5 separate regions of the Homo sapiens genome follow, and regions 1, 3, 4 and 5 are each linked to region 2. Evidence: chromatin contacts called from ENCODE Hi-C or POLR2A ChIA-PET data. All regions are on one chromosome and are shown on one strand. Each heading gives the region's core, a stretch centred on a gene start or an enhancer-like site at or near the end of the contact. The rest is flanking DNA. Distances are from core to core; before and after follow the strand shown.

Region 1 (3,972 bases), core at 1,473-3,972, 150 kb after region 2:
ATCTTTGTTTGTTTGTTTGTGTTTTCAGACAAGGTCTTGCTCTGTTGCCCAGGCTGGAGTGCAATGGCAGGATGATGGCTCACTGAAGCCTTGTCCTCCCGGGCTCTAGTGAACCTCCGGCCTCAGCCTCTGGAGTACCTGGAACCACAGGCTCGAGCCACCATGCCTGGCTAATTTATTTTAATTTTTTTTGTAGAGATGGGGTCTCACTGTGTTGCCCAGGCTAGTCTTGAATTCCTGGGCTCAAGTGATCCTCCCACCTCGGCCTCCAAAAGTGCTGAGATTTCAGGCATGAGCCACCACTCCTGGCCTAAAATTTATCTTGATTCATGAGTTTTTTGGCTCCCCCTTACATTTTACACCCCTGGCAAGTGCCTCACTGGCCTCTCCCTAGTCCCAGCCCTGTCACAAGGCCATGGAGATACAGTCACAAACACAACTGAGAACACAGACAGTCATGAGACATGTGCTGGTTACCAACCCCCAGGCCAAGCAAACACACTTCCAGCAAACACACATGACTTGTTGGTGACAGCTGAGAGGACACATGCCTGGGGAGAGAGAGGACTGTGTGTGAGGTGGTGAGGCATGCATGGGGCCTGCCAAGTTGGGGAGGGAGTCTGGGCCAAGCCACGGTCCCATATAGGGTGGTGAATAAGGTGTAGAGTAGAGGTGCAGCAGGACCAACCCTTCCCACCCCACCCCTTCGACAGGGACCTGAGGGAGCTCAGGGAGGGAGAGAAGCCAGAAGACCAGGCAGAGACTGAAGAGAGCTGGCAAGGCCTGGCTAGAAAAACTCCAGGCAAGGCCTGTGTAAGTTGGGGCTCCCAGGCTGTCCAGCAGGGGGCCCTGGCACCCAGCAACCTCTGCTTGGGAGGTGGCTACAGAGGGGTGTGGGTGTTGGCTAGGGGCCCAGCAGGATGGATGCCAGACGGACTTCTCTCCAACAATAACAGCCCTGGCTGTTGCCATCCACCGAGCTGGCAGGGCCCCAGTTTGGGTGGGGAGAGGAACCAGCCTTTCCCAGTCTGGCCTGAGACCCTCACCACTTCCCTCCAGTTTTCTTCCACCTCCAGCCCCCTCTGTACACAACTGCAGCCACTGGCCACCAGCCTTGCCATGCCTGGCAGATCTTCTGACCACTAGCCCTGCCACCCCCACAGACCCAGAGACCAGGAAAGGAGGGTGGGGAGCGAGGAAGGGGGCCAAGGCAGAGGGCAGAGGAGGGCTAGGAGAGGAAGAGAGAGAGACTGGACAAACATGAGGGCAGGAATTAGGGGGTTGTGGACAGACATGAAGCCACTCTCAAGTCATGGGGCTGTGCCTGGAAAAATACCACCTAAACCCATCTTCCTGCCCTCTGGTTAGGGCTGGCGGGGATGTGGGGGATGGGGGTGGGGTGGGGGAGGGTTGGGAAGGAATATGTGTGTCATCTCTGTGGGGCATGGAAACAGAAGGCTGGGGACACCCATTCTGGAGTAGCTTGGGGAGAGCCACTGACCCTAATTAGAAAAGCCACCTCTCTCCTTAGGGCCCTGTCTGTTTCTCTGGGGACAGGGTAGGACTACCTTATCCCTATGATGTGAGGTACTGCCAGTTGTTAATCAGTGTCTGTGGCTTCTCTAGGGGACAAGCCCTTCGGGTCAGTGGGCATGGGGTGGGCAGCGTGGGTTGGATTTTCTCCTCAGGACCTTTCCAGCCTTAGGATCATCCTCTAGCACTGAGTACTGCTGGAAGGGCAGGGAGTGCCCCCCACCCCACCCCATTTATTGCCCGACCAAAGAGAGGGCCTCCCTCCCCCTCCCTTGGAGGGACTTGCTGGACCACCCCTCAGCACGCCCACACCTTCCTCCTTAGCTAGTGAAAGACATACTCAGCAAGGCTTCCGCCTGTCAGGATGGCTGGGACAATAGGATTCACTGAGGATATAAGGCTGTTCCTAGCTTTTTCTCTTCCCATTCCCACCTGTGCCTCAGTTTTCCAAAGTGCTGGATTTAGAAAGGGTGAATTATGAGGGAGCTGGAGGGCTTTGCCCCACCCCCCTCCGCGCGCACACGCAAGCACAGGCAGAGGCACATACCCCCTCCAAGTCAAAGTTGTGAGTGGGGTGGTGTTTGCGCGTCTGTGGCTGGGACTGGATGTGTCAGGGATGGGAAAACCCATCATGCTGGTCACAGAAAATGCGCGGTGGGGACAGAAGCAGTTTTGAAGGAAAAGAAGAGGAGGGGGACTGAAAGAAAGAAGGGGGCGCTGAAAGGGAGGGCGCTGGGAGGAAAAAGGTGCAGTGTGGAGGAAGCGCGGCGTGGGCAGGGCTTGGGAAGGGATAACGGAATATCTGAGGTGGAGTGGGCCGTGGAGCGTCGGGGCCGGTCTGAGCAGCGGGTGTGTAAATGGAACAGTCCCGAGATGAATTTTATGGGAGTCTGCGCAGGTCCTTAATGTGTGGCTGTACCCTCCAGCCCCATGTACCCCACACGATGGACAGACAGCCTTGGTGTGGCAGGGCCCAAAGAGGTCCTATCTACCGCAATAACACGACCAGGCGGCCCTGGGGGCGCAGGGGCTCGGGGTGGGAGCGGCGGAGCGCGCGGAGTCGCCGCGGGGTGGCAGGGGTGGGCCGGGGGCGGGGCCGCGGGCGTCGGGGAGGTGGCAGTGGGCGCAGGGCGGGGCGAGCTCAGCGGAGGGCGGGTTTGAATGTGCCCCGGCGGGAGAGGGAAGCTGCAGCGAGAGCGCGCGGATCTCAGCGCGGGAGCAGTGCTTCTGCGGCAGGTGCTGCCCGGGGCCGGGGACTGGGGACTGGGGACTGCCGGGGCGGAAGACGCCGCTGCCCGCCTGCCACGGAGGGCAGGGAGGGCGGGCCTGACGGCTCCGCAGCCCGGAGAAGGGACGCCGGGTGGGGCCCCAGTGCGGAGCGTGCGGAGCCGCGCAGCACGTGGCGCGCACGGGCCAGGGAGCCTGAGGACCCTGCGGGGACCGGGACCCAAGCTGGGCGGGGCGGCCTGGCTCCCGGGCCTAAAACAGGCTGCGGTCACGTTGACCTCCGCAAGGGGCAGGCGAGTGGACGGGTGATCCCCATCGATCTGGTCGGTATCAGGGAGGGGCCGTGCCGCTGACTGCGCTGGCGGAGGGGTATGGGGATGGGGATGGGGATGGAGGCTCGCGAGCGGAGGTGCAGGCTCGCGAGCGGAGGTGCGGGGCTGTCTCTTTAACCCCGGTCTTTTACTGGCTAAACTCGTATCCCTGGCGTCTCCTTCCTGCGCACGTCTTCATTTACTGATTTACTGTGAGGGTATATGAGAGGGTGAAGACAAACAGTCCTCGGCTTTGCTTACCAGGAGAGAGCAGTCGTAGGTCAAGGCTGGCTCCAACCCTGCCCTCACACCTCTAGGGGTCTCTCTGCAGCCCTGTGGTAGTCCCTTTGCCTACTCCTCTCGGTGGCCTCCAGACCCTCCAACTTTCCTCCTGCTTGTGTAAGCTCCCCATGCCAGGATGTGTGTGATGGGGCGGGGCTGAGCTGCCTGACACTCAAGTCAGGCTGGGAATGATCTTGGTCTCCACCTCATTTTTCCCTTTAGTTGAATCAGAGTTCCCCCCACCTCCCAGTCTACAGGGCTAACTGAGAAGCAGCTTTTATACCTCTCTCCATTCCAAAAGGAGCTTGAACATTTAATATGGATTCTAGCTCCTCCACTCACCAGCTCTGTGACTTCAGGCAAGTGACTCAACCCCTCTGAACCTCAGCTGGCCCCATCTATTCAGTGCTAGTACTAGCTTATGGGTGGTTGTGAAGAAAAGACAAGAGATCTGCAGGTAGTGGCTAGCCCCATATGAAATCCTGGGAGTGGAGAATTGCAGGAGAGGTGTTGGGAGTCTGGAGGCAGGGAGGTACTCAATTTGGTGGCTACTTTCAGGGGCCCACCTCAGCAGGCCAAGGCATAGTTGGAGGGACACCAGATGCTCTGAGCTGGTATC
Region 2 (4,145 bases), core at 50-2,549:
TCCGGAGCTCGGCGCGCGCGATCAAAGCCGGCGCCGCACGCGCACGCGCGCCCGCAGCCGCTCCCCCGCCCGCGCCGCTCCGGCTCCCGCGCGCGCGCACTTGAGGCCTCCCTTGTGCGTCTCCTCCATTCGCTACGTGCAGAATGGTCCGTCGGCAGCAGCTGCAGCGCTGGGTGGGAGGGGGAGGAGGAGGGGAGGGGGAGGCGGCGCCCAGGTCTCGGGGAGGGGCCGCGGCGGCCCTGGAGATAGAGGGGTGGGGGCGAAGGGGTGGGCCCCCGCAGCGGGGAGGACAGAGGGAGAGTCCGGGTGGGCTCGATGCTCAGCCTTCCCCCTCCCCCGCTCCCGCTTCTTTCTGCGAGGCCATTACGGCCATCTCCCGGCCTGAGCCTCCTGGAACCAAGCCGACCAAGAGGGGTTTCCTCCGTGTTGTCTCGTCCCCAAAACCCAGAATCCAGACCCAAGAAAGAACCACTCCTGCTGACCCCTCCTCCCGCTACCCGTCCCAACCGCATTCCCAAGCTTTCGTGGAGGTGACCCAACAGCAAGCACTTCCCCACTCCGCCTTTCATGGGGTGGGGTCCCTAAGAGGTACTGCAGACTAACTCCTCTTTTCATCTCTTACCCCACCTGGAGGAAGAGGCATGGCCAGGATGGACACCAGAGCACATTTCCCAGCATTTCCAAGGGGAAAGGGCAGCATCTCAGCATGCAGACTCCAACATGGCCACAGAAAGGTCGAGTGGCGCAGAGGAGCAGGCTGCTGCCCAGGCCCCTAGGGCCACTTCCAAAGGAGTGTGACCACGACTAGGTTGCTGTGGACTCACTCGCATTACAGGGCTGCGCCCTATACACCTGTTTGTAAAGGGTCCTCCTAGAATGTAATGGTGAGGGACCACCAAGCGGTGGACCAAGAATTCCAAACAGACCAGCTCCCTGCCTTGCCAGGAAACCAGATGTGGCCCAGATGTCCATAGCAGTTCCTCCCACAGGGTGGGACACCAGCTATTCTGTGCAACCCCTCCCAACCCTTCTTCCAGGGTCAGGGAGGAAAGCTGGCAACCTCCGTTGTCCCTTCCCATTTGGGTTGCTAGAAGGGAGCAACTCACTCATCCTCCTCTTCCTGCCAAGAGCCACCTGGGCTTACCTCTCCAGCAGCCACCTAGGTTCAACCTGTGGTCTAACCTCAAGCCCTCTGCTGACAGGTTAAGTCAAGATCGCCGGGAAGGAAGGCGTCCAGTTTCATTACACACACAGACGTACACACACACCCGACACCGACCCACGCGCCTGGGCTCTGCACAGTGGCTAGACCCCAAAAAGCCGATTCTCCTGTTCCCTCCGTGGTGGCCTCAGTCTTTTGGCGGCGCCCTCTGCTGGCCACTAGGAAGTGCAGGAAAAAACAGTCTGCCCATAGACGCTTGGTGGATCTGGGAAAGGGGACAAGAGGCAGAGAAACAAGTGAAAAGTGGGAGCTGAGAGCAGCGCTGGGCTGGCCACAAACAAGCGAGGCATGGTGACGCCTTCCTGGAGGTGGGGAGTTTTGAGCCAGCTTTCCATGGGCCTAGGGAGACAAGCCGAGCTGGCAGATAGGGGCTCAGGACACCCCAGGAGTGGCCCTTCCTGTGTGCTGAGCCCTACCCCTGTCCTGGATGGCTCATACACCCACTAACTCATATGGCTGCTGTGCCCTGCTTGGGAGTCCTTCCTGTCAGCCTCTATTGGGGTGGTGGGTGGGGAGGAGCAGCCATGGAAACCCTGATCCTTCTAGTCATAGTCTGGCTCCCTGGGGCTGTGAGAGGTGTCCCCAAAGAGAAGCCTCCAATTGACAAACCTCTGCTCCACCCCACCCCACATACACAGAGGATGGCCCAAGCCCAGGTCCCTGGCATGGTGGGGCAGGGGCCTGAGTCACAGCCTGGCGTGACCCTGCCCAGTCCCCAGGAATGGCCAGCTCGTCCAGAGGTGAGACCCAGGTCAACAATCCATCAGTCTGCCTCCTGCCACCAGGTATCCTCCCCATCACGTCCTACACGTGGGGTGGGCCAGGACAGTGCTGGGCAGAGCTAGTGTTGGGCCTGTGCCTGGGGGCCACCAAGGGGGCCCGGAGAAAAGAATGGAGGGGTTTTCACTTCCTGAGCAGCAGGAGGAGCCAGCTGGGGTTAAAGACAGGAGGGACTGGTTGGGCCTACAGGCATTTGGAGTCTCTCCCTGCCTGCTGGGTGAGGGAGGCAGCAGGTGCCAAGAACTGCTAGCTTCTAGGACCTGACCCTCAAGTTGCTTCTCCTGCTGAGGGGCTTCTAGGGTCACCCTCAGGGCCTTGACATCTGCACACATCTGCACAGGCCCTTCACCAGGGACTTAACCTCCAAAGGCAGCTCCTGCTCCCAGCCTTCACAGGCCCCCCTAGGGCCCAAGTCCCCAGACCCAACCTCAGTCTGCAAGCTGGCCAAGTCAGAGGTCCTGGCTGCCTGGACCACTCCCAAGCAGTAAATGGCACTGTGGGCTTCCTCCATCCTGTCTTCCCCGCCCCACTTCATTGATTCACTGACTTCCAACTTACTGGTCAGGCCCCCTTCCAGACCCTGCCTGGATGAAGAGGACTCCCAGAAGCAGTGATTGAAGGCCTAGGAGGATACAGAGAGCCAGGTGCTTTAATTGGAGGTAATTAGTTAATTTACTCTGAAAGCAATGGGGCAGGGCGGGGACAGGGGGAGGAGAGGGGAGGGGAGGAGGTAGGGGGCTGTGACCTAACTGGGCTCAAACTCTCAAACTCTGGTCAGCCTCCTTCTGGACCACAGCAAACCTGTGTGTACCCACCCACTTAGGAGACCCTCTCCTGGGCCCCAGGTCAGAGCAAGACCCAAAGTGGACTAGGGTGGCTCTGCAGAAAAAGCAGGTGCCCTGGGGTGGTGGGAACAGGCCTTTTGAGGTTAGGGAGGTGTGGACTGGCATGAGGGAATTGGAGAGGTGCAAGGAGCTCTGGGATGGGAACTGGTCCCTCTCCTGTCACGTATAATTCCATCCCTCCCAAGGTCATTGCTGTCACCCAAGTTAGGGGCCCAGCCCCCTCCTTTGGTCAGTGAAGTCCCAGGGCAGCCCATTTTAAATACAACGGGGCCTGAAGGCTAACTTCTGGCCTTCCTGCTTCGGGAAATCATTCCAATAACCGGGAAAAAAGGGGGCCCGAGGACAGAGCCCCTGCCGGGCCCCAGGGGGAGTGTCGTCGGCTCCTTTGCGTCGCCGGCCGGCGGCGTGGCGGGGACTCTGGCCGGCAGCCTCCCGCGCCGTCCGGAGCAGCTGACCCGCTGGCGGTGGGCCAGGTCGCGGCGGGGCCTGGAGGCAGCAACGTGCGGCGCGGCATGTCGCGGGCGCCGCGGCAGGGAAATGTGGGGGCGGGCCGGCGCGCCCCCTCCCCCCCGCCTACGCTGGCCCATTCATAAAACCTGCAGGCGCTGCCCGGCCTGGCAGCCTTGGTCTCCTAATTGCAAACTCATTAAGGAGTTTGCATCTCATTTGCATGGAAATCATTTCCTGGCCCTAAACAGAGAAACTTCCCGCCCCTCCACCAGCCCCTCTCTGCCCTGCTTTACCCATGCACAGTCTGGGAGAGGAGAGGGGGCATATCTCTGACCTGCGCCCCTTCCCTGGCCTCACCACCACCCTCCCACTTTAGGAGTTGGGGAAGGGATTGGCAGAACACCCACCCAGCCAGGAGCCCTGCCTGTGCCCCAGGTGAGCCGGCCCTGCCCTAGTGGGTCCAACTGAGGGGAGGTGCCTGCCAAGTCATTTGCCCCCCGGCCTGGCCGTGCCCAGGGAAGGGAGGAGGCGGTCGGCAGTTGGCCCCAGCAGCTGGTTGTACCTGGCAGGAGGTGGGTGAGGCTTTTCGTGCCCAGCCTCACGTACGTGCCCTGCCATAGGCCGTGCCCCCACCCCCACACCCCTCACCCCACAGAACAAGCGCCTAGTGACTGCAGAAACAGACACCCAGTCATGGCACACAAAGGCACCCACACCAGGCCAGCCATCATGGCTGCCCCCCTGGCAGCCACCCTGGAGGGCAGACAGATGCCTTCACAAGCCATTTTGTCTTTCTCCAGCTTGGTGCCAGGACTGGGGGTGGGGGAAAGGGTTTCTCCTGAGACTTC
Region 3 (4,291 bases), core at 667-3,166, 240 kb after region 2:
CAGCCCTGCCTTGGGGTCACCATCAAAGTAGGAGATCCAGAGCCTTTCCTCAGGGATCCCATAGACCTGAGTCAGCAGTTCCCAGGCCATGTTACAAGCCTCCTCCTGCAGCAGAAACCAGCATGGGGTGGGGGGGGAAGACGGGTGAGAGGGAGACCCCACTGAAGTAATCAAGCCACATGAGTTTAGCTCCCGACTTAAGACAAAAGCATTTCTGCTGCCATCTTGTTCCCAGAATAAGCCATGAACCATTACTGCCTCTGAGTGTTTTCCTGCCCAGAAAGCTTCCCCCTTCTTCTAAGTCCTATCTTCTTTCAAGTCCCAGACCAAGTCCCACTTTCACATGAAATTCTCTGCCTACTCTAGCCTAGAGTGATCTTTAACTCCAGTAAGCACCTTAGCATTGCTGTTTGACCATTTATTCAAACAACAATTTTTGAGTGATCATTAGGCAGAAAGTACAGTCTCTGCCCTTCAGGGACTTACAATCCAATCAGGGAGGTGAGGTAATTCCTGTTACACCGGCTCAACTAGCACTTTGCCTCCACATCTGGTATGAGGCCCTGCCTAAGCAGACAGTACAATGGAAACAGGACAAATTGACTCCCTTCTTGGCTGATCACTGATCCCCAGAGACTCACCTTAAAATATTCACCCCCAAAGGCCCAATTGCCAAGCATTTCAAAGAAGGTATGATGGGAAAGGTCTCGACCCACATCTTCCAGGTCGTTATGGTGTCCTCCAGCTCTCACACATTTCTGGCTGTTGGCCACACGTCGGAAGCCTGCCATCTCGCTTCGTGGATCCACGGTGCCCAGAAAGATTGGCTTGAACTGGAAGCACATAGAGTGGGGAGGGGGAGAGGGATATCCAATTTCTCAGTAGAAGGGAAATGTGGGGAGTGAGGATAGGGATGGCTGTTCAGACCGAAGGCTGACTGTGCCCCTGAGAGTGCAGTGTAATCTTGGTCTATGAGGACAAACTGGGAGCCTCGGGACAGCCATCTCTGGTGTGTGGGGAGCAGAGAAGAGGTAAACAAATCATGAACCGGAGACCCTCTGCCTAGTAAAATAGGCAAGGTAAAAGAAGGAGGAATGTGTTGGGAGCTGGAAATGGGACGCTGAAAGGTGGCATCCTCCGTCTCAGCTTCTTCAACCACACCCAATAACTTCAGGGAACAAAACTGAGACTCATTTAGTAGGGAGCCCAGACGGCCTCTAAGGTTAACTTATGCCGCCCCTATTTTACAGATGAGGACAATGAAGTCTAGAAAAGATGAGTGGTTGATAAAAACCAAAACCTTAGAGAATAGTACTCAGCAAACAATAGGTGATCAATAAACATTTAATGAAAGCGTTATCTTTATTTAAATAACGAATAAATGAAATCAGACTTCTCCCTCGGGATTCCACTCCAGCCATTTCTGGACCTAATACTCAATCCCAATCCAGAAGTTCCCAGCTCAAGCCCTCCCCAAGCCCTCCCTATACTCTGAGCGCCGTACCCCCATCACTTTACCCAACCAAGCACCGCCCTCTTTCCCCAAAAGCTACGAACTCCGCCTCTCGCTTCTTTTGCCCAATCCTGCAGCGTCTTTCTCACCAGAAAACTCACGAACTCCGCTCCCTATCAGTATGGTTCGGCCCTCACCTGGTTCATGCCCGCATTGACAAAAAGCAAACTGGGGTCGCCGCGGGGCCGCACGGAAGCGGAGGGCACCAGCCGGTGGCCATGGCGGTCCCGAAAGAAGTTCAGAAAGGCGGCCCTCACGGCCGAGGCCTTGGCTGCAGGGGGCTCCGATGAGAGCGGCCGATGGCTGAGGCCCCGCCATGCGGGCGACCTTCGAATGGCCCGCCGCAGCCTCCGGGCTGCAGCTGCCACTGACGCTGCCATCGTAGCTCCGGGCAGTGACTTTACGTGGTCAAAGAGTGACGAGGGAAGGAAGCCAGGCGTTTCCTACAGCGGCCCCTGGCGGTAGGAGGACTCAGGGGGCGGCCTCTGCCGCCGGGGTGGAAGCGATCGATTGGGTCGCTGGCAGAGTCTAGCACAGCGCCCGGCACATAGTAGGCTCTTAATTCATTCGGCATTAAGCAAATATTCATTGAGAGCCTACTATGTGCTAGGCATTGTTTTGGGCTTTTAGGGTACAAAATTGACAAAATGCCCTGCCCACTGAAATCCGTATTCTAGCAGTAATTGCTGTTGTGCTTATTAGTTTTGCAAAGTTACAGATGGGGTTGCAATAAACAGGTGTGGATTCAACTTCGTGTGTGTGTGTGTGTGTGTGTGTGTGTGTTTTGTGTGTGTTTTTCCAGGCTGAGGGAAGAAGGCAGAGAGTGACAGGGGAGTATCAGCATTCATTCAAGAGGTATTCAACAAATATTTATTGAAGACCTAGTATGTGCTAGGCACTGTTCTAGGCATTTGCCAGTTTCCTTGGACCTTGGCATCAGACACGGCCATTTTTGCCCGTGAAGCAGGAGTCTATAGGAGAACACAGAAGCCAAACAGCATCTGCTATATTATTAATTGCCTAACATTTGGTCTTCTCATTTGCCTGGGGATCAGAGAGAATCCAGGTCGTCAAGGCAGGAGGAAGCTGTTGGCTAATAGCTGCAGAGATTTCACTCTCTAAGCCTTCTAATGCCCTAAGGTTTTGTGTGTTTTCGTTTAGGATAAGAGATATACCTGTTCTACCTCTCCCTTCTGTCTTTCCATAGTAACAGCTGTGACCCTGAAGCCAACAGGCCCTTGTGGATGCAATCAGGGTGCTCATGGGGCTTCTCATGATGCCCTTGGCTTGGGAAATTAAACAGATTGGGAAGACAGAAGAGAATCTGCCAAAGCTAAAACTCAATAGAGGTTCCAGAGCTGAGGTCAGTGTAATAACCGAGAAGGCCTTAGCCATCAGGGTGGTCTCTTTTAGCCACGATTCTGTGTGTGTTAAGTTATTTGGGGTCTTTGTATACATAGTTTCTCTGCGGAATCTACATTGGACTTGAATTTCTATAGTGATAGTAAATTCTTAACTTTGTGTTCTGACAGCACCTATAACTCCTATTCCATGATCCCCTTTTTCTCCCTTTGCCCACATAGATTAAAGGTGTTGTTTTGAAAGTGTGTTTGGCCTGTTTTGGTTTTTCCAGTGTTTCTGGAACAGAAAGCTAAAGCCAGCTGGGGATTTCTGTGTGATTAATGACTTTTTTATTTTTTTGAGATGGGGTTTCACTCTTGTTGTGCTGGCGTGCAATAGCACAATCTCGGCTCTCTGCAACCTCTGTCTCCCGGGTTCAAGCAATTATCCTGCCTTAGCCTCCTGAGTAGCTGGGATTACAGGCATGCATCACCACGCCCGGCTAATTTTGTATTTTTAGTAGAGATGGGGTTTCTCCATGTTGGTCAGGCTGGTCTTGAACTCCCGACCTCAGCTGACCTGCCTACCTCAGCCTTCCGAAGTGCTGGGATTACAGGCATGCACCACTGCGCCCAGCTGAGATTGATGATCTTTAGACAAGACTGTGAAATTATTTCCCAAACTGAGATGGGAGTGTTTTGCCATACAAACCTGGCAGGGCCTCTACTCAGTACTGACATCAACTTTTTTTTTTTCAGATTTTGCCCAGAAAGTCATTGTGTTACATTAGAAACTCCAAACATGGATCTAGTGTGGAGCCATATAATTTTTTTAAAACAGCTTTATTGAAATATAATTTACATGCTATACAATTCGCCCATTTAAATAAAGTATACAGTTCAATGCCTTTTAGTATATTTACATAGAGTTGCCCATCCATCACCACAATCACTTTTAGAACATTTTCATTACTTCCAAATAAAACCCCAAATCCTTTAGCCATTAACCCCCAATCGTCTCATCCTTCCTAGCCCTTGGCAACCACTAATCTACCTTCTGTCTCTACAGACTTGTATATTCTGGACATTTCATGTAAATGGAATCATGTAATATGTGGTTCTTTGTAACTGGCTTCTTTCACATAAAATAATATTTTCAAGGTTCATCCATGTTGTAGCATGTACCATGGATTTTTAGAAAAATGTTTTTAGTTGTTTTCTGTTTGAAGTAGGTTTTTCTCTCATCTAATTTTGTCTTTGCCACTAAAAATGATAATTTTCTTTTCTTTAAATGTGGTGCTCTTTGGTGAATCATTAGGTTCTTTTTAATATTTCCCAGTGAAGCAAAGCGGTTCATCTAGGATTGGGACGTGTCTGTTCTGGTTTGCAGCTGTCATCTGATGAGGAAGTTAAATTGAAGGACTGCAGTTTCCCAAGA
Region 4 (3,832 bases), core at 929-3,428, 180 kb before region 2:
TGGCAGAGCAAGGATCCCCTTCTGCCACATGTCCCTGCCTGCTGCTTGTCCCCACGTCTCTTCCTGCCCATGGCCAGGGGCTCCATCTCTGCTGAGATGCCTCCCTCTCACCGCCAGCGATGAAGGAACTCTCTCTAGGTTTCTCTGTTGGACATACAGCTATTTACACTACAGCGTTGATGTCTTCCACCCTCCCACCACTAGTAGCTTGCTTTGTTTTAGTTTTATATTTTGTCTTTTCTTGGAGATGTGGGCTCACAGAAGCAGGGCTATGTCTCTCTCTCTCAGACTGGGAGTCCCTGAAAGCAGGGCTGTGTTCCACTCTCAGACTGGGGTTCCCTCAGGACAGGCTGCACCCCCCGCCTCAGATTAGGGGCTCCCCAAAGGAGAGAATATGTTTCTCTCTCAAATTAGGGGTCTCTAAGGTATGGCACTATGTGCCCTTTGGCCTCAGGCCTACCCAAGGGCAGGGCCTCAAAATCTCTTATTTGTTGTGTCTCTGCTGCCATCACCCATGTCTCTCCTTCCTGCCACCCCCCAGCCCCACATCCCAGGATGGCTTTACACCCCTCTGGTCAGGGCTGTGTCTATTAAAGCCACCAAGAGTGCATTTTGTCCTGCTCCTCCCTGGCCAGCAGAAGTGGCTGACAGGACCACATTAGGACTTGGTGGGCCATAAGCATTTTTTGTTGTCATGGACCCCTTTTTCCATTAAAAAAGTAAAAAGTTACATTTTACAGTTGTGTTGGGATAAAGGTAAATATATTCACATTATATATGAAAACATTTCTGTTGACTTAGAAGATCATTTCTTCCCTCTGATTTTAAAACAACTCAGAATACTTTGTGGGCTCCTAGGAGTACCATGGGCTGGGGCTGAGCCTGGTGTGTCTGGTGGAGAAGCCGCCCTGATGGCTAGGGCTCCAGCTGGGCCTGGCTGCAGGAGTCCGCATTGAGCCTCAGCATTGCTGGCGGGGATGCCTTTCCCATCCTTTAGCTTTGTTGTTGTTTTGTTTTGTTTTGTTTTGAGACAGAGTCTCACTCTGTCGTCCAGGCTGGAGTGCAGTGGAGTGATCTCAGGAGGCTCGCTGCAACCTCTGCCCCCTGGGTTCAAGCGATTCTCCTGCCTCAGCCTCCTGAGTAGCTAGGATTACAGGCGTGCACCACCATGCCCGGGTAATTTTTTGTATTTTTAGTAGAGACGGGTTTTCACCATGTTGGCCAGGCTGGTCTCGAACTCCTGACCTCAGGCGATCCACCCGCCTCAGGCTCCCAAAGTGCTGGGATTACCATCCTTTAGCTTTTATAAGCCTCATACTGTCCCCGTGAGTTGGGCAAGGCCAGAATTCTCATCCCACGCCAGCCATTGACACTACCACTGCTGTGGATATGGCCATGGCCATGGCTGGGACGGGGACCTCCTCAGCTGCTCCTTTGCCCATATCAGGCGCTGTGTTAGGCACATGGCCACCTTAATCTTATTGAACCCTCACACCAGCCTCTGGGGCAGGCACTGTGCTTATTTCCCATTTCACAGATAAGGAAATCGAGGCTCAGAGGGAAGAAATGATGGGCTGAAGGCCACCTAGCCAGTCGGTGAGAGGGTGGAGACAGAGGACACAGGGGCCCCGGCTTCAGGAAGTCTAGGTCTTTCCACCCTAGAGACAGTGAAGGGCCAGGCAAGAGGTAGGTGGGGGTCGGTGGAAGAAATTGGTTGTGATGTCTCAGGACACAGTAGCAGGAAGGTGCCTTAGAGAGCTTGCATGGAAGGAACGGGCCTTCCTGCCCTGCCCCCATTCCCCTGGTTTCCAGCCCGGAGGGTTTTCAGGGCTAATGGAGGGGAAGGGCACAGACTTCACTCCTCTGTGGAGAGAGACACAGGGATTCCTGACCAAGCTGCCATGGATCCTTCCCTCCTCCAGGTCTGCTAACTCCAGGCCCTCCCTGTCCAGCCACGTTGTCTGGAGGCCACCTGGCAGTCTCATCTGGGTTGGGAGGCGTGGGGTCTCAGAGCGGGAGGAGAGAACCTCGTGGTGGGGGGAGCTAGCAGTGAGGGAGTGGGCTGTGGGGAGTCTGGGTCCCACCCCCGGGACTCTGTCAGTGGCAGGGTAGGGGTACCCAGAGCCATGGCAGGAACCACCCCCTGCCCGCCCCCGACTAGAGGCTCAGCTTCCCTGCGTGCACCTAGCTCAGGAAGCCTTCCTTTCTAGTCTCTACAGCTGTTTCCCTCTTTTCCCATCTCATTCTTCCCTCTTCATTTCTGGCCTATCTTTTAACATCTCCATCCCTTTGATGCCTCATCCATCTCCTCTTCACCGTCTTGTCTTTGCCTGTTCCCTTTTCTGCTTCTCTGCTCCTCTTAAGGCTGGGTTTTCCTCCTGCGTCTCCTCTGTGCGCCTGTGAGTGTCCCCTGTCTGCTCATCCTCTCTCCCTCTGTCCACCTGTTTCTCTTTCTTCCAGCGTTTCTCCATCTCACGCGCTGCCTCTGTCATTTTCTCTCTTTCTTCGTCTTTCTCTCTCTCTCATTGTTCTGAGACATAGCAGTGCCTGGCCCAGCGGGGACAACATGTTTCACAGACAAATCATCCAACAAAAGAGAGGAGGAACGTGCTTCAGGTGAGCGTGAGCGCCGGCCCTGCTGTGTGCTGTGTGCGCATGGTGGGGGGAGGCTGGGGTGGGGGGGGCGGCAGGAGGCCAGTCAGGTGCGGGCGCCCAGGGCCGGGCGGGAGGGGCTCACGGGAAAGGGCTTTTGTGCAGACCAGGCTCTGGGTGGCTTTCAAGCAGCACATCTTTCTTCCAAAGCCAAACCTTTGATCCCCAGAGACATCAAAAGAGCCATCTGCATTTGTGTTTCCTCCAGGTAGAGGAGCAGGGGAGGGGCGAGGAGAGAAAAGGGGAGGGTGGCAGGCATGGCGGAGGGGGTGCTGAGAGGGGCCGCGCCTGGCCTCTTGAACCTGCATTTCAGGGAAAAGCCCCTGTCCGGAACCCACTGCTGCGCCTTCTTGGCTGGGGGACTCCTCTGCCGACTAAATGACTAACTGGGCTATCTTCAATATCAAATGAGAGGACGTGTTCTAATGAAAAAGCCCTGTAAAGAGACAGGGGGTTTGGTGTGGGTCAGGAGCAGCTGGTGCCCTCTCTAAGTGACCCCATGGGGCTTGCTTTAAAAAGCCTTCTGGGCTAGGCGCGGTGGCTCACGCCTGTAATCCCAACACTGGGAGGCTGAGGCGGGCAGACCACGAGGTCAGGAGTTCGAGACCAGCCTGGCCAACATAGTGAAACCCTGTCTCTACTAAAAATACAAAAAAATTAGCCGGGCGTGGTGGCAGGCGCCTGTAATTCCAGCTACTCGGGAGGCTGAGGCAGGAGAATCACTTGAACATGGGAGGTGGAGGTTGCAGTAAGCCGAGATCGTGCCATTGCACTCCAGCCTGGGTGACAATTGTGAAACTCTTGTCTCAAAAAAAAAAAAAAAAAGAAGAAAAGAAAAAAAGCCTCATTTCCCTGTGTTGATTCATCCCTCCAGGAAGCCTCCTACAGTAGTCAGGTTTCTCTCCCATTACTGAATCTTTTCGGCTCCTATGGGTTCAGCTCTCCCGCCTTGTCGGAATGGGGTGCTGGTCATTTCCATGGCCCCAGCAGACCAGAAGGTGGCTAAGGGAAAGATCACATCTTTGTTTTCTCTTTTGGCCCCAGGGCCTGGCCCAGGTGGGGTGAACCAGATGTCCTTGATCATAATAATACTCTCCTGTAGTCATGAGGAGCCGCTGATTTCAAACCACTTTAGCAGACACCCTAGCATTTGCTCCTCACCCTGCCCAGTGAGGAAGGC
Region 5 (4,399 bases), core at 482-2,981, 240 kb before region 2:
ATTGGTTGAGAGATCCTAGGGAAGTGGGTGTCAATTCCCTGGCACTTCTGACCTGCCCTGTATGGGAATCCAAACGGGCTCAAAGTGTCAGAATGGTGGGTGCTGAGCGGACATGGGTGGATATATCCGTGTCTGCATATGCTGATAGCTGAGGATACAAAGATGAACAAAGCAATCCCCTGCCTTTCAGGAGTTGTACAATCAAGTCAGGGAGGCAGAGGGTTAAACACATTGTTCCAGGGCAGCACAGTACATTCCAGAATAGAGGTACAGTACATCCTCACTTAACATCATCAATAGGTCCTTGGAAATTGCAACTTTAAGTGAAATTACGTATAATAAAATGAATTTTTTTCTCACTTAAAAACAATGTTGAATGAAATGACATTATTTGAGGACCCGCTGTCTGTCATTTTGTTTAAAGTCAGTACTGTCTTCATAGTGGGCTGTGGGAGTTTAGGGGTGGGACACTTGACCAGCCTGGAATTCAGGGAAGAAATCCTGGAGAAGAGTGGAGTTTTGAAGGCAAATCATTGCCACTGTGAAAAGTGGCAGCAGGACATTCTACTTAGAGGGAACAGCATGGGCGAAGTCACCATGTGGGGTGGGGGGTGCTCTGAGCCTGCTGTCAGCTGACATGGCCAGCTCTGCTACCATCTCCATCCCAGCATAAGGGTCAGCTCAAGTTCAAAATAATTTTGAGATAGCAACTAATCTTAACTGTTAACCAGGGAGGACTGGCTGATGTTGAATTTGCAAACACAGGAAGATTTGCTCATTTACTGAGCTTAGTTAGAAATGTGTCACCCGCACTCTTTAAGTAAATCAACAGTCTCCACACTGTATCCACATTTGGGAAGACATTGGAACCTCACTTTTATTCTTTCTTTTGTCCTTTATAATGTACATAATTTATTAGTATGGTAGCACATATTGTATATCTTATATACATGTTAGGGGCATATGTCACAGATTTTCTGTGGATAGAGGTATATAATCAAAAGAATTGGGAGCCTACTGAAGTGGGTGATGGCTGAGGTAAGCTTGGGATATGCTTTAGAAAGAAGGTTCTAAACCCAGCTCCCCTACCCCATCCCTACTGGCAAGAGGTTAAGGTTGGGCTTTCTCTCTAGTGGCATCCCTGCTTGCTTGTTGTGCCATGTGAACATAGGCCATTTGAGGGCCAGGTTTGGGCTGCAGCTGTGGAATAGGCTTCTTTCTCCCTCCTCAGGCCCACTGACCCACCCAGGGGCTTGAGTCTTCTTTGGTAGAGGCGGCCTCCGTTTGGAGCCGTTTCCATGGTTATGAGGCAGGAGCTATCACTTGCTCTTTCTGTCCCTTGCCTCTGACTCTGATGGGTCTGCTCTGGGCTCCCTCCTGTCTGGTCTGAGGTCTCCAGGCCTGGTACAGGCCCTGCGCTCACACTTTCTGGCTGACTCACAGCTTCTCCAGCCACACTCCAGCCCCTGCCACTCACTCCTGGCCTGGCCCCATGGTCAGAGCTACTGTCAGTCACTAATTATCTTAGTCATCTTTCCATCTATGCTTGTTGAGCTAATGGAGAAGACAAACAGAAATCTCAGCAAATGTGGAAAATTCCTGCTGACAAGGCAAGGGGCCCTGGCCCAGGTTTGGTGAGATTAGACTTTCCCCAGTGAGGCTGCAGGGACGGCCCCCCAGTTTTGAACAGTTTAATTGGGAAGTGGCGGGCAGCCTTCCTGGTCAGTGCTGTGCCCCCTGGTTGGCAGTCCATCTTATCAAACACAGAGCAGGGCTTAACTCAGGGTGGGAGCGCTGGGGAACGGGGGCCACAGAGCCAGGTCTTGGTGGTATCATTATTCAGGCAGCCCCAGGGCTGTCTCTCCAGTTGGGATTCTTGGTTCTGGGGTCCTCCCGCCCCAACCAAGGATGCCCAGCTGGCCAAGTCAGCTGAACGGGAGGGTGAGGCCTGGGCTGCATGCTCTCTCACACCTGAGGCCTGTTAATAATTACCCCTGGGGAGGGCAAGGCCCCAGCAGACATCACTAATGAGCCTGCTAAGTGACAGCTGGGCCCTTTCCCCCTCACCTGCTCAGGAAAACAAGATCCGACCAAGGAATTATTTAACCCTTTTTGGGCTGGGCGCTCCCTGAGGACAGGGTTGTGCCTTCCCCTCAGACTGGGGCTTCCTGAGTCCCTGGAGCCTTCTCCATTGTCAGCACAAGACTTCTTCTATTCCTGTTGTCAGTGCTTGCATTTCTGCTCTAATGGAAGGCTGCTCTGTTTAGTGTCAGCTCTAAGCAGTGCTGTCCGCTAGAACATTCTGTGATGGTGGAAATGTTCTCGAGCCGCACTGTGGAAAACAGTAGCCACTAGCCACACGCGGGTACCGAGCACTTAAACTATGCATCTGATTTACGGTAGTTTTAAAACCCAATTTTAGTTAATTTAGATTATTTATGAATGAGACAGGGTCTCACTCTGTGGCCCAGGCTGGAGTGCAGTGGTGCAGTCTCGGCTCACTGAAGCCTCGACTTTCCAGACCTAAGCCATTCCCCCACCTCAGCCTCCTGAGTAGCTGGAACTACAGGCACACGCCACTACGCCTGGCTAATTTAAGAAAATTTTTTTGTAGAGGTAGGGTTTCACAACATTGTTCAAGCTGATAATTTAGATTTAAATGGCCACATGTGGCTAGTGGCTCCCATACTCCGTGGTGAGGTCTATAATGTTTCACAAGGGAGGCCTTGAACGGGTGGTGAACAGATTTATGCAAAACAACCCTCTAAACTGCAATCCCATTGGTAGGTCAGAGCCCATTTTCTCACCCTTGCAGGCTTGAAGGGGCCCAAGGTTATTTTCCTTGGAGATGGCTCCTGGAAGCCTGGGTGGGTTTCCTCACTACCTCCCTACAAAAGCCCCTAGGTGGCTGAGGGGCCCAGAGGAACAGGGATCTGGCTAGAAAGCACCTGTTCTTAACAAGGGTCCCCAGCAGCCAGGCAGCCCTCCCTCCACAGGGCACGGGGCTGTCGCTGCCTGAATGAGGGAGATTTATGGAAAATCCCCTCACACAACAGGCGGATTTTCCAAGCCTCATTGGTTGTTCTGGTCTGAGCCTTCATTAAGGGGAACAGGGGACAATGGAGGAGGTAGGGGTGAGGCCCTGGGTCCATTCAGCTCTCTATCCTTTGGCACTGGGAACTCCATCAAGGCCCCCCCAACCCTTTCCTGGCTTGAGGAAAGGTCACACTCTCTCCCCTTTCAATAGTAATAAAAGGCCCCAAATATCCAGCAAAGTCAGACTCGGCCTTTGAGGAATATCTTTCTTGCATTTTAAAAGATTTCCAGAAGAGATATTCTTTGGTTTTGCTTTACAATCCTCTGTGCCTTGTAATGCACGGTCTTGGAAGTTCCTCCCTACAGCTAACCTAATTTTATTACGCTTTAGGCCTGCCTCAGTAGGACTTCTCCTTTAAAGTTACGGCAACATTTCAAAGTAGCAAGATCAATTGTGTGACTTCCCAATAAAAATCCTTGATTGGAAGGAGAAACCACTGGCTACTAGAGCTGGAGGGACCCTAGAGATTTGCAGTCCGTTCCTCACTGCGCATTCAGAGAGTGTACCGCCCAAGCAGGTGGTGCCACACTTAGAGCCAGAATTCATGCTCCAGGTGGTACCCACCTGTATACCAGCTGCCTCTGCTGCAGCACAGTCACATAGAGATCCAGAGACCCATTGAGACAACCCTTCCAGAGGAAAGAGCACTGCTTGACCCAGGGGAATGGATTTCTAAGAGTGAATATTAGGTCTCATCCCAAAGGCTTTTTGTCTTAAAGCCCCTTCCAGAAAGTACTCAGTATGTAGTAAGGAGATCAGTGGGAGTGTCTTAGAGGTAAGACCGAGAGTGGCCCTTTGAAGGTGGCGAGGGAAGAGAAGGGTGAGGCATTCCCAGGGTTGCAAAGACTCAGGAGGGCTATGGCAGGGGCCTGGGGCGCTTCCCCTGTGTTGGGGATGTGACTGAGGCTGGGCATTGCTCACTGAGTAGAGTCGATGAGTACAGCCAGTTCCCTATAATGGTGGGTGTCCAGGTCCTGGGAGGTGACTCGCCTTGTCGAGGGAAACTGGTGGGAGCAGGAGGTGTTTATGGTTTTCCCTCTCCTGGGGGCAGCTGGAGTGAGCCAAGTTTACAGTTGCCCAGAACTCTATAAACACACTTGGTGAGCATGTGTGCGTATGTGAGTGCCTGTGCGGGTGAGTGTCCCCTGACATCTGACTGTCACCCCTGCTGGGCGGCCCTGACCTTCCTGACCTTGTGAGAAAGGAGAGAAGATGCTAAGCTGAGTGACTTTGCTCTCTTGGGCCTGGTGACACCTACTGAAGGGGTCCGTAAGCCTGGGCTATGTGGGACCCTGGGGGCCC

What was found. Hi-C counts contacts between places; a loop is a spot of excess contacts on that map. ChIA-PET counts read pairs that join two places held with the same protein, here RNA polymerase II (POLR2A). Pooled maps may share reads with other maps.
Region 1: a map with no recorded cell type shows a loop between it and region 2 (5-fold over the local background). The contact joins the promoter of SLC29A1 here to the promoter of SCIRT in region 2. A Hi-C loop is called at or near these places in 1 of 37 single-sample maps with no recorded cell type and 7 of 50 pooled maps. POLR2A ChIA-PET finds 5 or more read pairs at or near these places in 5 of 52 experiments (Caco-2, GM12878, HepG2 and 2 more).
Region 3: a loop to region 2 is called in a pooled map, with 4 times the contacts of the local background. The contact joins the promoter of AARS2 here to the promoter of SCIRT in region 2. A Hi-C loop is called at or near these places in 2 of 50 pooled maps. POLR2A ChIA-PET finds 5 or more read pairs at or near these places in 4 of 52 experiments (GM12878, H1, WTC11 and 1 more).
Region 4: a map of dorsolateral prefrontal cortex shows a loop between it and region 2 (2.1-fold over the local background). The contact joins the promoter of LINC01512 here to the promoter of SCIRT in region 2. A Hi-C loop is called at or near these places in 3 of 168 maps with a recorded cell type or tissue (dorsolateral prefrontal cortex and head of caudate nucleus), 1 of 37 single-sample maps with no recorded cell type and 5 of 50 pooled maps. POLR2A ChIA-PET finds 5 or more read pairs at or near these places in 2 of 52 experiments (H1 and WTC11).
Region 5: a loop to region 2 is called in a map of K562, with 4 times the contacts of the local background. The contact joins the enhancer-like site here to the promoter of SCIRT in region 2. A Hi-C loop is called at or near these places in 7 of 168 maps with a recorded cell type or tissue (IMR-90, K562, PC-9 and 3 more), 7 of 37 single-sample maps with no recorded cell type and 13 of 50 pooled maps.

Annotation. Positions count from the first base shown.
Region 1 is chr6:44,220,873-44,224,844 of GRCh38, forward strand. It overlaps SLC29A1 (solute carrier family 29 member 1 (Augustine blood group)), which reads left to right and starts at 2,723. Exons shown (of 13, transcript NM_001372327.1): 1 at 2,723-2,769. RefSeq lists enhancers at 2,552-3,410, 3,653-3,802 and a silencer at 2,563-2,962.
Region 2 is chr6:44,073,353-44,077,497 of GRCh38, forward strand. It overlaps SCIRT (stem cell inhibitory RNA transcript), which reads right to left and starts at 1,300. Exons shown (of 5, transcript NR_125864.1): 1 at 1,145-1,300. RefSeq lists silencers at 1-70, 161-420 and enhancers at 931-1,190, 2,311-2,380.
Region 3 is chr6:44,311,431-44,315,721 of GRCh38, forward strand. AARS2 (alanyl-tRNA synthetase 2, mitochondrial) reads right to left here and starts at 1,917. Exons shown (of 22, transcript NM_020745.4): 1 at 1,651-1,917; 2 at 642-833; 3 at 1-105. The coding sequence starts at 1,893. LOC124901322 (a long non-coding RNA gene) reads left to right here. Exons shown (of 3, transcript XR_007059594.1): 3 at 2,721-3,117. RefSeq lists an enhancer at 1,662-2,221.
Region 4 is chr6:43,888,850-43,892,681 of GRCh38, forward strand. LINC01512 (long intergenic non-protein coding RNA 1512) reads left to right here and starts at 2,179. Exons shown (of 2, transcript NR_024478.1): 1 at 2,179-2,616. The region is part of intron 2 of LOC105375070 (a long non-coding RNA gene); the gene reads left to right. RefSeq lists an enhancer at 638-1,599.
Region 5 is chr6:43,831,925-43,836,323 of GRCh38, forward strand. All of the region lies in intron 1 of LOC105375070 (a long non-coding RNA gene), which reads left to right. Among named protein-coding and RNA genes, the nearest start is that of LINC02537, 18 kb to the right of the region's middle. Within about 2 kb of position 1,732, at least 2 of the 41 ENCODE cell types and tissues checked have a DNase peak (open chromatin) inside an H3K27ac peak, as active enhancers do.